Regions from separate parts of the Homo sapiens genome. Here all the other regions are linked to region 3. A link is a loop called in an ENCODE intact Hi-C map of the cell type or tissue named here. Cell type or tissue: dorsolateral prefrontal cortex. All regions are shown on one strand.

Region 1 (5,000 bases), 560 kb after region 3:
AGGATCTTATTAAAATGCAGATCCTTATTCAGTATATCCGGGGTTGGACCTGAGTCATAATTTCTAACTCACTGCTCAAAGTTCCAGAGCTTACAACATCAGCACCTCAGAGTTTGTTAGAATTGCAGACTTTCAGACTTTCGGGCCAAGCCCAGGCCTACCTTGGCAGACTCTGCATGTATAATAACAAGATCCCCAGGTGATCTGTATGAACATTTGTGTTTGAGTAGCACTCGTCTACCTCAGTTTAGGAATTATTTCCCAATGGGTTTTGGTCAACACTAAAGTTTGCTCCCACACACACTAGTCTAGAGTGAGTGGATTCTTCCCCTCATGTACTTGAAACGCATGAAAATCCCTGCCAGACAGGTTGACCACAATCCAAGGACAGCTGAAATAACTGGTTCTCTGACGTCACACCAACCTGAACAGTTCCTAATCAAAAAGTAAGCTTGAGCAACTTTTCTGTTAGAGCGGTGGTTCTCAAATCTGTCTACATATTAGAGTCACCTTTAAAAAGAGCCTTTAAAAAGATCAAAATGTAGATCCTACTGTGAACCAATTAAATCACAGTCTCTAGAGCAGTGGTTCTTAAATTTCTAAATATCTGAATCACTGAAGGAGTTGTTAACACACAGATTGGTGGACCCCAAACCCAGTCTCTGAGTCAGGGGTCTGGACCAGGGCCTGAGAATCTGCATTTATGACAAGTTCCAAGGTTTTGTGTGTCTGTGGACCATACTTTGACAACCACTATTCAGGAGTTGGCCCTGAAGAGTAGTATTTTTAAAAAAATGCCCTTCGTGAGAGTTTAATGTGCAGCCAAGTTTGATAACCACTGTCCTACAGAAAGATGAGTCTATAAAAAAATCATATTAGTTCCCTAACTCCGTGTGAAATGTGTTTCATCACATTAAATCACACACACTAATGCTCAACCAGTTTCGGCACAGACTATCCATGGTTTCAAAACGTTTTGGCAACAGGAAATGTTCACTGGGATTTTTGTTTAAATGTGTATTTTTTTTACTGCTAGTATGAAAACTCCTCAAAAGCATGGGCTGTTTTGAATGCACCTTTGTCCCCACAGGTACTACGCACAGGGGCATGGCACATAGACATGTTCAATAACTGTAGAATTGAATCTGTTTATTGTCCACCCAACACCAGCCACCTGGAGATGGACATACGCTCTGTTGAGAAAAGGACAAAATTGCCTGAAATTTTCATTTTTCACCAAGCTGCCTTGACGGCATATAAATGTAATCAAAACTCCTGAATGTTGACACAAATATTAGACAAGCAAATTATCTTCTCACAGCCCATTCAGTCAGTGTGTAAATGTGATATTCTCAATGGGAGCCAAAACTTGAGAACTAGCACCATATGAGGAAGGTGAGAAGCCTAGTTCAAGCAATCCTTGCACGGGTAATGGAGGGTCACAGTTTGACAAGGTGAGCATCCCTCCCTGTATGAGTGAAATGAAACACCTAAGGTAGTAATAAATAAATAAATAAATAAATAAATAAATAAATAAATAAATAAATAAAGCTAAAAAGCAGTATAAATAACAAAACGGAAAACAGGATGAAAAGGGCAACACATTACACAAAAATGGATCCGGAGAAATTAGGACTGACTGAATAATTACATTTAATTATCAAAATCTTAGTGGTATAGATTGATTCTTACAATACGCAACATGTAGATTCAATTTCAAGACCATGTTGATGTCCATCAAACACATTATCCAATGTGTATATTAGTTTGCCCTGGCTCCTAAACTTTGGTAACACAACATTGCAGCATTGCAAAATATATCTATCTAACATAGGGTAAATGTTAAATAAATGTTTGTTGGGTCACATTGCACAATCAATGCTAGTGAATAACACTTCCTAAGGTTTTCAGGTAGCATGAGCAAAAAACATCCAGTATTTGTCTATTCTTTTGAGGACAATAACAAAAGAATATCAGTAGCCTTGCCTAGAGCTTTCTGCAATGAGGGAAATGTTCCATATCTGTATTGTACAATATGGTAGCTAGTAGCCACATGTTGAGCAACTGAAATGTGGCTAGTATGACTGAGGGTCTGAATTTTTAATTTATTCAATCTTAATTAATTTTAATTTAAATAGCTACACATGGCTGTTGCCTACCTTACTGGACCTCCAGAAACAGGGACGAATGCCAGAGCATAAATGCTTTAGGCAGTTTCTGTCATTCTCATAACCGTGTCCAAAATCTGCCTCTTGCTCCACTCCTTGGATTCATCAGATCAAAAATAAGACAAACTTAAAAAATACTCCAGTTAATTTCCTATAGAATAACAACACAGAGGCTTCCAATGTGAAATCCACACTCTTTGAAAGGCCACAGACTCCCTCACTTTTATAAACAGTCCCAAAGTAAAAGCAATCACAATGGCCGGCAGCTTTAGTATTTATAAATCCCAGTCCTTCGGACAGAGGGAGAGGCCCTTTTAAAGCCCAGACCTCTTTAGAGACTTCCAATTGTGCCACCCAGTGGCAATACGGTTGGTTGAATTTCTGACTCCAGCAAAATCCTCTCTGGCCAAGGAAGAATCCTGCACCGTCAGGATGATAAGCAGTAAGCAGTCAGGTAAGACAGTGACGATGATGGGATGGGGGACCTAACCTGTCCATTCACACTGTGACTTTGTCACATGTATTTCCATCTTCAGTCAATCCATGCTTTGTCTTATAGCCTTTCTCAGAAGGAATATAAAACACCAGTGATCATCATCTTGGTGGGTTATTAATTGTGTTTAAGATTCCAGAAGATTGTCTCTGAATTCCTTCAGCCGGATGCATTTACATTTACATTACAAGAAATGTATCTCCCACTCATCAAATTTTATATGAAGGTGCCGGATGAGTCTTTGCCTTTGATTAAGAATTTTTTTAAATAGAACATTTAGTGAGCCAGAAACATTTGGTAACATCATTTTCTGAGGATTTAAAAACACTTCAACATAAAATCAAACGCAGATGTATAATTTGAGAGTTCATGAATCATTAGTTATGTACATTTATAATTACGCTAAACCTAAATATTTGAAAAGCCACATTAGTTTCTGGCTATTGCAGCTAATTCTCGGGTAAAGAATTTGAATGGCATTCTAGTATTGCATTTTACCTAGACTACACTGTTACAGAATTGTGTGTAGGATTAGTTGATTTTTTTTCAATTTAGAATTTCCACTCATGGGAAAAATACTCAATATGAAATATAGCTAAGCTTCTTATAGATGTAGGTTCCAAGAAACAAATGTCTAAGGAACAGAAAGTTATATAGAAACTGAAAATAGAGGAACAACACACACTGGGGCCTGTAGGAAGGTGGGTGGGGAGGAGGGAGAGCATCAGGAAGAATTGCTAATAGATGCTGGGCTTAATACCTAGGTGATGGGATGATCTGTGTGGCAAACCACCATGGCACTCGTTTACCTATGTAACAAACCTGCACATCCTGCACATGTACCCCTGAAATTTAAATAAAATTCGGAAATAAAAAAAAAGGAACTGAAAATAACCAGTTCCATACAGCATTCACTGTGATTTTAAAGTAAGCAGATGGCGCACCTCCGGCTTCCACAACTCAAGAGGCCCCAAGACTGTACTAAGTTTGGCAGAGAATCTTGCTGGAGCTCAAGATCTAACAAAATGTAACTCCAGGGGACATTTTAAAGTGATAGGAGCTGCAAATCTTCCCTGGCACAAATGCAGAGAGAGCAAGCTTAAACCTAAGAAAATGACATGAACACAACATTGGCCCACTTAGCAAGCGTTGATACTTTTGTTGGCAGTCCTAGCAGAAAGACAAAGACTGAACAAACACAATTACCCAGATTGGCACTAGGTAAGTAGTGCAAAGACCTTTGTTACTTCTTGAATTTTTTTTTATTTTTTTATTTTATTTTATTTTTTTGAGACAGGGTCTGTTTCTGTCACCAAGACTGGACTGCAGTGATGTGGTATAGTCCCAGCCTCCAAATCCTGGGTTCAAGTGATCCTCCTGCCTCAGCCTCCAGAGTAGCTGGGACTAGAGGCCCACACCATCAGGTCTGGCTATTTCCTGAGGATCTTGAAGTCCTTCTCAGAAGGGCTCCGCTCCAGTTTCTCCATTGTCATCCCCAGAGCCTGTTCTCAGCACACAATGGGAACCTAGCACATTTGTTTTTTGACAGTAAATCAGTCCTTCATTGACTCTACCACTTACTGTCTGTGTGTCCTTGGGCAGGCCACTTTCTGGAGGCTTATCTCCAGAGAAGTCTATGAATCCAAAGAAGGTACAAACAGTCACCAGAAGTATTTTGGATCTTGGGACAACCCTTGGATAAGTAGAAGAGGGAGATTTTACCAGACATGAGGCTACGTGCCAATTCTGAGTTTAGGTGAAGAAGCATATACTATAAGAAACAAGATTTGAGGTGGAGGATTCAGCTAGGAAGTCTTCCCTGAGGCCCCCAGGCGCCCCCTACTGTGCACCTTGAACATGCTTCTTTCATAGCCCTTATCTTACAGCACAGCAATTGCTTGTTTACTCCTCTGTCTCCACCAAACAAAAGTCTTATCTCAGCCATATTTTTATTCCCCACATCTAATTTAGTCACTGGCCCATAGAAGGTGACCAACAAATGCTCGTGAAATATGTTAATATGATTCAAAACACTGTCATCTAATTTCTCAAATAGCAACATCATTTGAAAAGCTCACAGTCTCTCCTTAGGATGTATTTTTTATTCAAAATAGAAATAATTTATCAACAGGATAAAACATTCAGAATTTTGTGACTAAGTAGAAATATAGCTGGAATATTCTGGCAATGGTGTAGCTGAGTCAGAGAAAAATACTGTAGCTATTAAGGAGAGACTCAGGAGAAAAATAGAAGACATAGCACAAAAGGAAGGAAGGAGAGAAAAAAGGGAGAGAAGAAGGGAGGGTGAGAAAGAGAGAAGGGAAGAAGGAAGGAAAGAA
Region 2 (5,000 bases), 150 kb after region 3:
GTGACACAACATGACAAAGCTCCAAGACCTTGCACCATCTGGCCTCTGACCACCTCTCTCGCTCATTGCTCTGGGCCTGGTATACCTGCCATAGTGATTTCCTTTCACCTTCATGGAAGCGCCATCTGTCTTCCTGCCACAAAACCTGACATATGTAATCTTCACCACCTTCTCTGGGCAACCACATCAGACTGGAGCCCTTTCTCGAGTGCTCTCAGTATACCCTGTACATTTCTCTAGGAACATTTATCGCTATTCAATCAATGAATCAATCACTCATCAAAGATCAATTAAACAACAAATATGTGTCAGGCTTGGTGCACGCTCTCATTTTAGAAAGGAAAACTGGTTTGGCCAGTTAGATCATTTAAATAATAATTTATTTACAAATTTCCAATTGGTGTATATATAATGATAAATTAAATGTGTTCTGTAGGCTCTTAGAAGGGACCATTTCAGCTTCCTGATTTAATTCATCAATGATTTATGTTTAATTTTTAGAGATGGGGTCTTGCTATGGTGCCCAGGTGGGCTTAAAACTCCTGGGAGCAAGAAGTCCTCCTGCCTCAGCCTCCTAAGTAGCTGGGACTACAGGCACTCACCATAGCATCTAGCAATTCATTAATTTTGAGTAATTTTTAAAAATGTCTCTTCTCCCAGCTAGACAATAAACTTCATGAGTCTGATATTATGTCTACCTGTTTACTGTAGCAGATATTTCTGAAACTTAAGAGAGTACATGGTACCTAGTAGGTGCTTAATAAATATGTCTTTTATTAATGAAAACATAAATATCAAGAATCACTCTAACAATGGACATTCCAGGAATCACGTTCAATAGATATCTTCACTTACTAATGAGAATAAATTAATTGATTTACAAGTCATAAATGGAACTCCATTTTACATTAACAGCTTAATACAACTCATTTCTGTTCTTGAAAAGCATAAAAGGTAATGTGTAGTTTTTATCAACACCCCTTAAACTCAAGCTTTTAGATGAGTTCTAGACCCACTTGTTTTCACATCAATTAAATCAATTTCCACTTGAAATTATATTTTAGGCATTTCATAAGAAAAGGCCAAGGATAATTCAGGAACACTCATCTGTCTCCAATCTACACTATGTTTTAAAAATTGGATGCCTGCCCTGCAATAAGGTCGTACTTTAGAATGCTCAAAGCTGTGCGCAAGGAGGCACCAGTTACACCCACACTGTGGTCAACTAAACATCTCATTTCTGCTTCGCACGGACTTATCGATATTGACAAGGGCACTTTTGGATCATTATCACCAGGGTGTTGGAAATGAAGTTTACCACACGAGGTAAATTTGGGCCTCCTTTTTATGAATTTGGTACTACTGATGCCTTTATTTTATGGATGTAGTATCTGTTATTTTGCAAACGATAACTTCTTCTTCTTTTTTTTTTTTTAATAAAAGCCTGGCTTCAAGTAAGCCAATGGTAGTAATAAAACATAATACAGCTAACAGATCTGCATCCTGCTGGAGACTTTGCCTTGTTTTATAGCATATACACTGCATCTACTTAGGCGGAGGAGATGTTTACTAGGGCTTTCAAGCGTTTTAAACACAGAGAGCAGTAATAGGAGGGGAGATCCGAATTTATGATCATTCTGTTAAGACTATTAAAGCAAACTTTTTTTGGCTTCTTTAGTGACTGATTTCTGCACCATTAATCTGAATTAGTCATGCAGTCAGCTTGATTCATTTATTAACCAAAAACCTGGCTGGATTGGTTTCTAATGTACTATTGTCAGAAAAAAAATCCATTTTCAAAATCTGATTTTTTTTTCCTTATAAAGAGTGAAAGGCTTTTTATAAAGACCTTTCATTAAAGACCCTAAAAGCCTGAACAGTTGGCTTTACCCATAGGTCAGACTTACAGACATGAAGAGATGGCTTTTCAATCAGCCAATAACTTCCCAGTTCCATCAATTATTCATAAAGTTACACTTAGAAAAGGCAAGTAAATGCAGACCAAAAGATGAAATAAAAGATGATTTTGAACGCAACTCAAATAAGTGCTGTACATCTGACTAGCTGGGAAAAAATATCCTCAGAAAGACATCTCTCAGTTAAATTTCTTTCCGTTGTGAGTTGTTAAAAAGATTCCTCCTTGCCTCACAAGGACAAATAAGTAGCCCTCTGATTATGAGTCTTGTCATTTACATGTGATTGCTGCTTGCATTCATTCACCATAAATGAATAATTCATGAAAACATTCACTGGCGCACTTGCCTGGGTATTCTGCAGAGGCAGAGAGCTCCCTGAGCTCACAGTCACACGGAGAGCCCCACCCCCATTCTGAGCTCCAAGTCAGCAATTCTGTTTAGGTTTGAGCTTGTCAGTTAGTGTATTTTAACGAATAATCTGTGGTGGAATCCACACCTAGCACAATCTTCCAATATCTATATTCCAAATAGATGACGGAATTTTGCAGCTGAATGGCAATAGCTCCAGCAGCAAGAGACTTCCATGAAAACAGAACTCTTATAAAAGATCTATTGGATCTTCCCGGCAGCCTCTGCTTATCCCGTGCCTCCTGCAAGGCTCTTCGATTCACTGCTGCCCTCACTCATGCTCTTATTTCACCTTTTCTCGAATCTCAAGGCAGGGTCTCTTCGGCAGTTTTCAAATATCTCTCCTGGGAGACCAAATTTATGACACCCTCCACCCAGCCACTCGCTGGGATTATTTCAGCTCTTTAAAAGGCAGCGCTAGAATTTATTAGCTCCACGATACATTGGCAGGGGAGGGATGTGTCGGTGGCCCAGAGGGAGTGGTTTTCAGCAGCTGTGACTACATGCATGGACTATGCAACCTTGGGCTGCTAAAAGCCTGATTTCTCAAGTTCTATTCTTAATGATAAAGTGATAGCGTGCTGAGAGGATCACTTATTCTCCAAGGAAACATGAACAAGGAAAGGGGCATTGCCTAACAAGGCTGAGCAAACTCTTCACTGGGTTATATCCTAACAGAGAGCTTCAGGCTCTATCTCAATCACCGCTGTGATCAAATCACCAAAAACCCTGGGATCAGAGTGAGGATTCCCAAAGGGATCCTTGTCAGGCATCATGGGGAGAAGGGGGAGGTGTGGAGAATTTGGAGAAGGTTCCAGAGAAGCATGAGAAAATACTAAAAAGCCGGAAGGGAAGACTTAATGGGAAAAGTAAAGGAAATAAGACTTCTTTAGCCCATGGGGGAGACATTAGAGAAGGCTGGCAGATAATGATGATGATCTTCAAAGTTGCAAATTACTATAATCTGAGAATGGTCACCAGTTACTTTCAAACACAACTGAAGCAGAATAGTAACAGTACATCAGCAGCATGTGGATTTAACTTAGAAAAGAATATCTCCCAAGAACAAATAGTGTAAAACAATTAAATGGCTAATAGAGATTTTGAAATTTCCTCTTCTTGGGCTCTTAAAAAATAGACTTGTCCCTGTCTGACTTGCTTTCTAGGGAGAAGGAGGAAGAACTGGCAAACCTCTCGGAGTCCTAAATTAGGTCTATTATTGTCACTTATTCCAGACATAGTGGCTGACAGAAATGATAGAGATAACGCTGACTCCCATCCTTAACCAGGAAATCCAATAAGGTAGCCTTGTGGGGCTGACAGGCATAGGCTTTTGGCCGCCTCCTGGCTCTGCCACCGACCAGGAGTGTGTGATCTTAGCAAGGCATCTAACTCCTCTGTTTTCTCATTGGCAAAAACTACGTGGCTGTAATATCCATGTCACAGGTATGGCATGAGAATGACTTTAGAGAATATTTTGAGTGTGCTTAGCCCTTTGAAGACGATCAATGCATAATCTATTTAAGAGATGAGTGATCTGCTGTAGAAAATACAGTTAATACAACTGTCATTTTAAAACACAAAGTAAAGCTATATTGTTCTAAATTTGGGGGTGAAGCATTTGGGGAAAAGACCCAGAAACACCCAGCCTCTCCGAGGGGTATGGGTGTCTCCTCCATTACTGTGAGTCCCCAGTTATCCCCCATCCTCTTCTCAGGGAAGCCGGCTTTCTCTCCATGCCAGACCCCTTACAGCAGGTACCAGTCTCTCTTCTAGGCTGAAGGGAGAATATTTGAGAGCACTGAGCTTGGCACACAATAGGAGCCCCACAGAGGTTTCTTAACAGACTTAACAACGTTACCTCATGGTCCACTATCTCTTATTTCCTGGCAGCTATACCCCTATGTCACATCCATGACAGTCATCTTTTTAAGGGCTATGATAACTTGAAACACTATCCTGATTTCTAGGGACAGTCAAGCTACCACTGGCTTGAACAGGGGGTATGGGGGAAGGGTGAAGTTTCTAGGAAACTGTGTGCTCTCTCTTGTGCAACCTTCCCTGAGCTACCTTGCAAGTTCTCCCACTTTGCAAGAGCACTTATCATGAAGCAGAATTGATATTAATCTGAAACACTTAGTAAAATAGTAGCAATAAAGCTCATAATAATGATACTTGGCATGTACTTTACACTTTGCATTCAAGGATCTCAAATGGCTTTTCAACCTGGCTTTGCTATTTTCCAAGCTACTCATGGACTGGACACACAAGCAAAGAAACCACTGAGTATGGCTTCCCTGTAGACAAAATTGATTCCATTATTAGGTTCTGAGATTGACACTGTGTCCAATCTATGTACATAAATACACCTGCTACATACAAACACCCACAGATACCTACATCCTAAAGGGCAAAAGTGCTAGAAAGATTTTTTTTTTTTTGAGATGGAGTTTTACTCTTGTTGCCCAGGCTGGAGTGCAATGGCACGATCTCAGCTCACTGCAACCTCTTTCCCCCAGGTTCAAGCAATTCTCCTGCCTCAGCCTCCTGAGTGCCTGGGATTACAGGCAACCATCACCATGCCCATCTAATTTTTTGTATTTTTAGTAGAGATGGGGTTTCGCCATGTTGGCCGAGCTGGTCTCGAACTCCGGACCTCAGGTGATCTACCCGCCT
Region 3 (5,000 bases):
AGTTTCTGGCATTGTTAATTCAGCTCGTGTTTTCCAGATGATTAAGAGGTTAGAGGCAAGAGAAAGAAGACGATGAGGTTCCTTAACAAAGTGTTACATTCGTGGTTCTTATGGTATGCCCAAGTGTCCACACAGAGAGAATAATGGATTCAGGAGAGAGGTCCACGCTAGAGATAAGGACTTGGAGGTCAGCAGAGGTCTGTTCATCTCTCGAGGAGGGAGAATAGATAGGAATAGGGTCAGGAAGGTGGCCAATACAGAGCCTTGAACACACCTACTTTAAAATCTGGAGGAGTGGGGGTGAGAAGGAAATCCTTCTAAAGAGGGCTGAAAAGAAACAAACAAGACAAACAGGAGATAAAATCCAGACAGAGTTGTGACTGAGCCCAAGGGACGGTGTGAATCTCCAGGAGAAAATAGCCCAAGAGGTAAAAATTCATGGAGAAGCCAACAGAATATCCATGAAAGTTATCCACTTAATATAGCAAGCCATTTGCAGGCCAATGATAATTACAAAAGCCATTTCAGGACACCAGATTGTAGAGGGTGGACTTGTAGCATGGTAGGTGTTCATTAAACATTTGTTGGATTGAATTACACAGGGTTACTGCCATCCTGGAACAGGCCTTGATGCTCAGGGAAGGGGTAGATGTTAGAGAAGGAATGCGGTCTTTATTGGACATTCCAATTTGGTCTAGGACCAGTAGCCCTGGATCAATCTAGAGAGGAGGCTTCCTCTTCCCAGCCTGTTGAGTCTTTGCCAACATTTTACTGCTCTGATCCATTATCAGTGTGTCACCCCTTTGCCATGCATAGAAACAGTAAGTGCAAAGAAAATGCACTGTGGGGGTGGATGACTCAGGAGGTTTGGCAATGGATAAACAGCATTTTACCTTTAGTGGTGATAGATAGAGGGCCCGCAAGGCAAAGACTGCTGTCTGCTTCTCCTCACAGGCGTCCTCCTCCTACTGTATTTTTGTGTAGCTCCAAGCATGCCACAAGTACCCACAACAAACCATTAATTAAAGCTGGTTTCTGGTCTAGGTTTAAAAACTCCAAAGTTGTCACATGGAGGGGTGTGTGTGTGTGTCAGAGGGAGAGAGAGAGAGAGAGAGAGCTTCACTAACCTTTATAGCCACTGCCTCTCTTATTCACCCATCTAACTTAGCAGCAGGCACTGAAGCCCAAATCGAAGAAGAAACCCAGTGTGCTCTGTCCTTGGAGGTATCTCCAGAGTACAGTGTCTTGTGCCTGCCACTGCTAGACATTCAGAGAATACTGACTGACAGATAGGAGGGATGAGGTGGCATCTTCTGGCACTCTGAATTTCCTTCATACTTTTTCTGATTTGGATTGTGTGGGTTGTACCAGCTAGTGTTCAACCTCAGACACAGAACCAATATATCCATTCAGAGATGTCTTACTAGGAATTGGCTTATGCTGGCCGGGCGCGGTGGCTCACGCCTGTAATGCCAGCACTTTGGGAGGCCGAGGGGGGTGGATCATGAGGTCAGGAGATCGAGACCATCCTGGCTAACACGGTGAAACCCCGTCTCTACTAAAAATACAAAAAAAATAGCCGGGCGTGGTGGCAGGCGCCTGTAGTCCCAGCTACTCGGGAGGCTGAGGCAGGAGAATGGCGTGAACCTGGGAGGCGGAGCTTGCAGTGAGCCAAGATCGTGCCATTGCACTCCAGCCTGGGTGACAGAGCAAGACTCCATCTCAAAAAAAAAAAAAAAAAAAAAAAAAAAAAAAAATTGGCTTATGGTGTTGTGGGAGCTGCCTAAGCACATCCAAAGTCCACAGGACAGGGAGTCAGGAGGGGAAGCTAAAAAGCAGAATGGAGCTCTGGGCATGGCTGCGCTGTTGTTCATGGATGTGACCTCCTCTCTGTCTCGGTCTCTGTCTCTCTCTGGGGAGTCTTGGCTGTGCTTTGAGGGCTTCCGACTGATTAGGCCAGGCCCACCCAAGTTATCCAGTATAACCTCCCTTACTTAAAAGTGAACTGATTAATGACTTGAATGACATCATCAAACCCTTTCACAGTAACAGCTAGATTAGTGTCTGGTGAATCAATGGGAACTTTAGCTTAGTCAAGTTGACATATCAAAAAAGCCATCACATGGGGTTAAGAATAATGTTAGAGATCCTGTGGATAGGTAAAGAATAGGGTGTGTGTGTTTGTGTGCATGTGGGTGTGTTTACGCGTGCGCGCGTGTGTAGGGAGGGAGGAAGAGGGAGTTGGAAGTCTTGGGATCCTCCTTTCTCTTCCCTTTGAAGTCTCACAGAAGTCTGTCGGGGGAAGATAATTGGCGTCTAACACCTTGCCGAGGGAAACCATGCCCTGAGGTTCTGCAACCCCGACACGCTGATGGAAGAACCATGTTTGCTGGCAGAGCCCCTGGTCCAGTGCCTTAGATAGGAGGCACCCACCCCGCCGGCAGGGCTGCTCCACAGTGTTGTGCGGCATGGCGCCTGGCGCCGGATGATTTCCCCACGGCGGCGCCAGAGGGCGCCCGAACTGAGGATTCGGCCCAGGACTCCCAGAGGAGACCGGCAGGTGCGGCGACGCCCAGGACTCCCGCACGCCCCGCGGCCCCGGCACGGGCACCGCACCTTCCCTGGCTACCAAGGCTACCTCCTTCACGTGCACATTTCAGGGATGGGCAGGCCGACTCCTGGGAGCAAGGAGCTTGTCTTTGTAAAGGGCGGGAGGAGGTGGCTGCTGCGGAGGGAGGCGGCAGCCTCAGGGCCCGGGAGGCTCCGTGCCTCTCTAGTCCATGCTCTCGGCTCCTCCCTCTTACTCTCAGACCCAGGGTCAACTTTTCTTGGGGCTCGGACTTTCGGAAGGCTCGCTGTCCCAGGAGGGAGTACGGCCCCGGCATGCGCTCCCCGACTTGGCCACCGCCTCCCTGAAATCCTCCCGTGGGTGCGCAGCGTGCCCGAAACTCAGCCGAGGTGCCCCCTCTGCGCGCTCCACACCCGGGCTGCTGCGGCGTGCAGCGGGATCTGCGCTTCCCTGCCACTTAACCGCCCCTCGCAGAAGACCCTGCCCCCTAAAAAGTCAGGGCCCAAGGCAAAGAAGCAGGTCTTTTGCGTAGTTTTTGTTTTGTTTCAATCAGGAGTTTAAAAAGGATGTGTACTAATGTCACCCTTCTCTCCGTTAAACGTTCAGAATCTTAATGCAATGCTTTTTAAAAGCAATACAAATTTTGAGGGAAAGAAAAATCACTAGAGGACTTTATGGTTAAAGGTTTTAATGCAATGGTAGTATTACAAAAATAACTGGCATAGTTTTTTTTTTTTTTTTTGCAATTCTCAAAGGTGGTGGTGAACAAGGACAAAACAGATCAGACAGTTGGAAATAATAAAGAAAGGCTTCTGCGCTCATAATTTTCACTGAAAGTGCTCATAATTTGCACAACTGGAACAGTTAAACACTCAGTGAGACTGAGCAATAAACACATTTCTCACTCAAACATAGCAGAGGTCAGGGAAGGAAGCCCGTGTTCTTCTTTTCTTGTCGGATGTAGGCACCTCCCTGGCCACAGCTTATTCGTGTGGTTTTGGAAAACTCTGACAGAAATGAGTGTCTGGGAGGCTTCTCAGTTGTCAAGAGGCTTCTTATATTTCCTAAAGAAACTCAACCTAGATTCATTAAGCCAAGTCACAGAGCAAAGAGAATTAAATATTTTTCTAAGGCTGCAACTAATCCTGAAACTTATAGTGGGGGAGGGGAATCTGACATATGAAAGGTCTGTGATATTTTTATGGAAAATGTATAGAGATGTTGTGTTTAAATATCCTCAGATGAGGAAAAATGGATTTTTTTTTTGTTTTTTCAAAACAAAAACCAAATGATTTTCATCCTCCTATTCCCAGACCTCTCCTTATAGACTTCAATTAAGTATCCTAACGTCTTTTTTTTGAGTCATTTAGGAAAATACTTATATGTCAGTGAAAGCAGGGAGATCCTTTGAAAGATCTTGCTAATGTATGTTAGAGTAAGGCCAGCTCTTGTATTTATGATGGTTTTTCTTTTTCATCGAAATTGTAGGCTCACATTAAGGATTTTCCCTCCCTTTATAAACATCGGCACAGTGCCGTAACTTCCTTTATTTGCAATCAGTTATCCCATGGTTAACAAAGAACTTTTTTAGAGAAAAATGTGGCCTAATGAAATTCAGTAATTCTTTATATAAAGAAAAAAGGATCTTTTATATGCATTTTTATATGCATTAAATATATAAGCATGGTGTGTACCTGGTAAAGTTGATTTCTGCTGACGATGTAACACAGGTAAATCAACATAGGGTCTCTAGCACATTATAGGGTACACTTTATTGGGTTTTACCTTCAGGTAAAGACTTCTATTAAGAATATACAAGTGCCTGCATACCTAACCTGCCTTGTTTTCCACAGGGCTGTATACATAATCTCTTTTTAAAAATTTGTTTAATCAAAGCTTGCTATATTGAATACATTTAATTGGAATCCAGTGGTTAAAGAATATAAAAATTTACTGCTGTAGAAAAGTTTTGATTAGTGCTTTCCATTAGTGAGTGTTGTTGAGTAAACCCTCTAACAGCATATTTGAGTTCAGACAAGAACTGACTTAGCAAAACAGGTGATACTTTCAACTGTACAAATATATTATTTCCCATAAATATTCCTAATGAAAGAGGTGGTCTGTTTCAGAGGAAGTAACTGCAATGACGACTTTTAAATAATCGGAAAAAAAGTTCCCAACCTTGATAAATATGTGCACAGGGACTGAAAGGGTGAATTATTAGGTGAGGAAAGGTAGAGTCTAGAAATCCTGCCCCATGTATGTTATAAAGTAAGCTGCACAAAAGCATGGCAGATAGCATCTGTGAGCCAATGCCATTTTCCTGCATCAAGATCTTTCCCTTTCTTCTTGCATCAAAAAAGTGAATTCAAATACAAAGAAAGGATGTTTTACCCTACTGAAATGTTGCAGGCAGAAGAAAGTTTGTGCT

What was found. Hi-C counts contacts between places; a loop is a spot of excess contacts. Peaks named below come from ENCODE experiments on the same cell type or tissue, not always from the same donor. Only the 100,000 strongest peaks of a DNase experiment are listed, where the experiment ranks them.
Region 1: a loop joins it to region 3, with 5 times the contacts of the local background. A loop is called at or near these places in 61 of 110 quality-filtered maps.
Region 2: a loop joins it to region 3, with 4 times the contacts of the local background. A loop is called at or near these places in 5 of 110 quality-filtered maps.

The regions. Positions count from the first base shown.
Region 1 is chr7:28,296,601-28,301,600 of GRCh38, reverse strand. It overlaps a transcript of CREB5 not described here. Among named protein-coding and RNA genes, the nearest start is that of CREB5, 110 kb to the left of the region's middle. In dorsolateral prefrontal cortex, CTCF peaks have their summits at 2,531 (motif pointing left), 4,294 and 4,494 (motif pointing left); DNase peaks (open chromatin) are centred at 2,540 and 3,613; H3K27ac peaks cover 1,910 bases.
Region 2 is chr7:28,706,122-28,711,121 of GRCh38, reverse strand. The region is part of intron 5 of CREB5 (cAMP responsive element binding protein 5); the gene reads right to left. Among named protein-coding and RNA genes, the nearest start is that of TRIL, 250 kb to the left of the region's middle. In dorsolateral prefrontal cortex, no CTCF peak of the experiment used is centred here; a DNase peak (open chromatin) is centred at 2,301; H3K4me3 peaks cover 1,624 bases; H3K27ac peaks cover 4,163 bases.
Region 3 is chr7:28,851,877-28,856,876 of GRCh38, reverse strand. No RefSeq gene overlaps it. Among named protein-coding and RNA genes, the nearest start is that of TRIL, 100 kb to the left of the region's middle. RefSeq lists a silencer at 2,564-2,763. In dorsolateral prefrontal cortex, CTCF peaks have their summits at 2,325 and 2,525 (motif pointing right); DNase peaks (open chromatin) are centred at 2,496 and 2,806; H3K4me3 peaks cover 1,567 bases; H3K27me3 peaks cover 1,280 bases.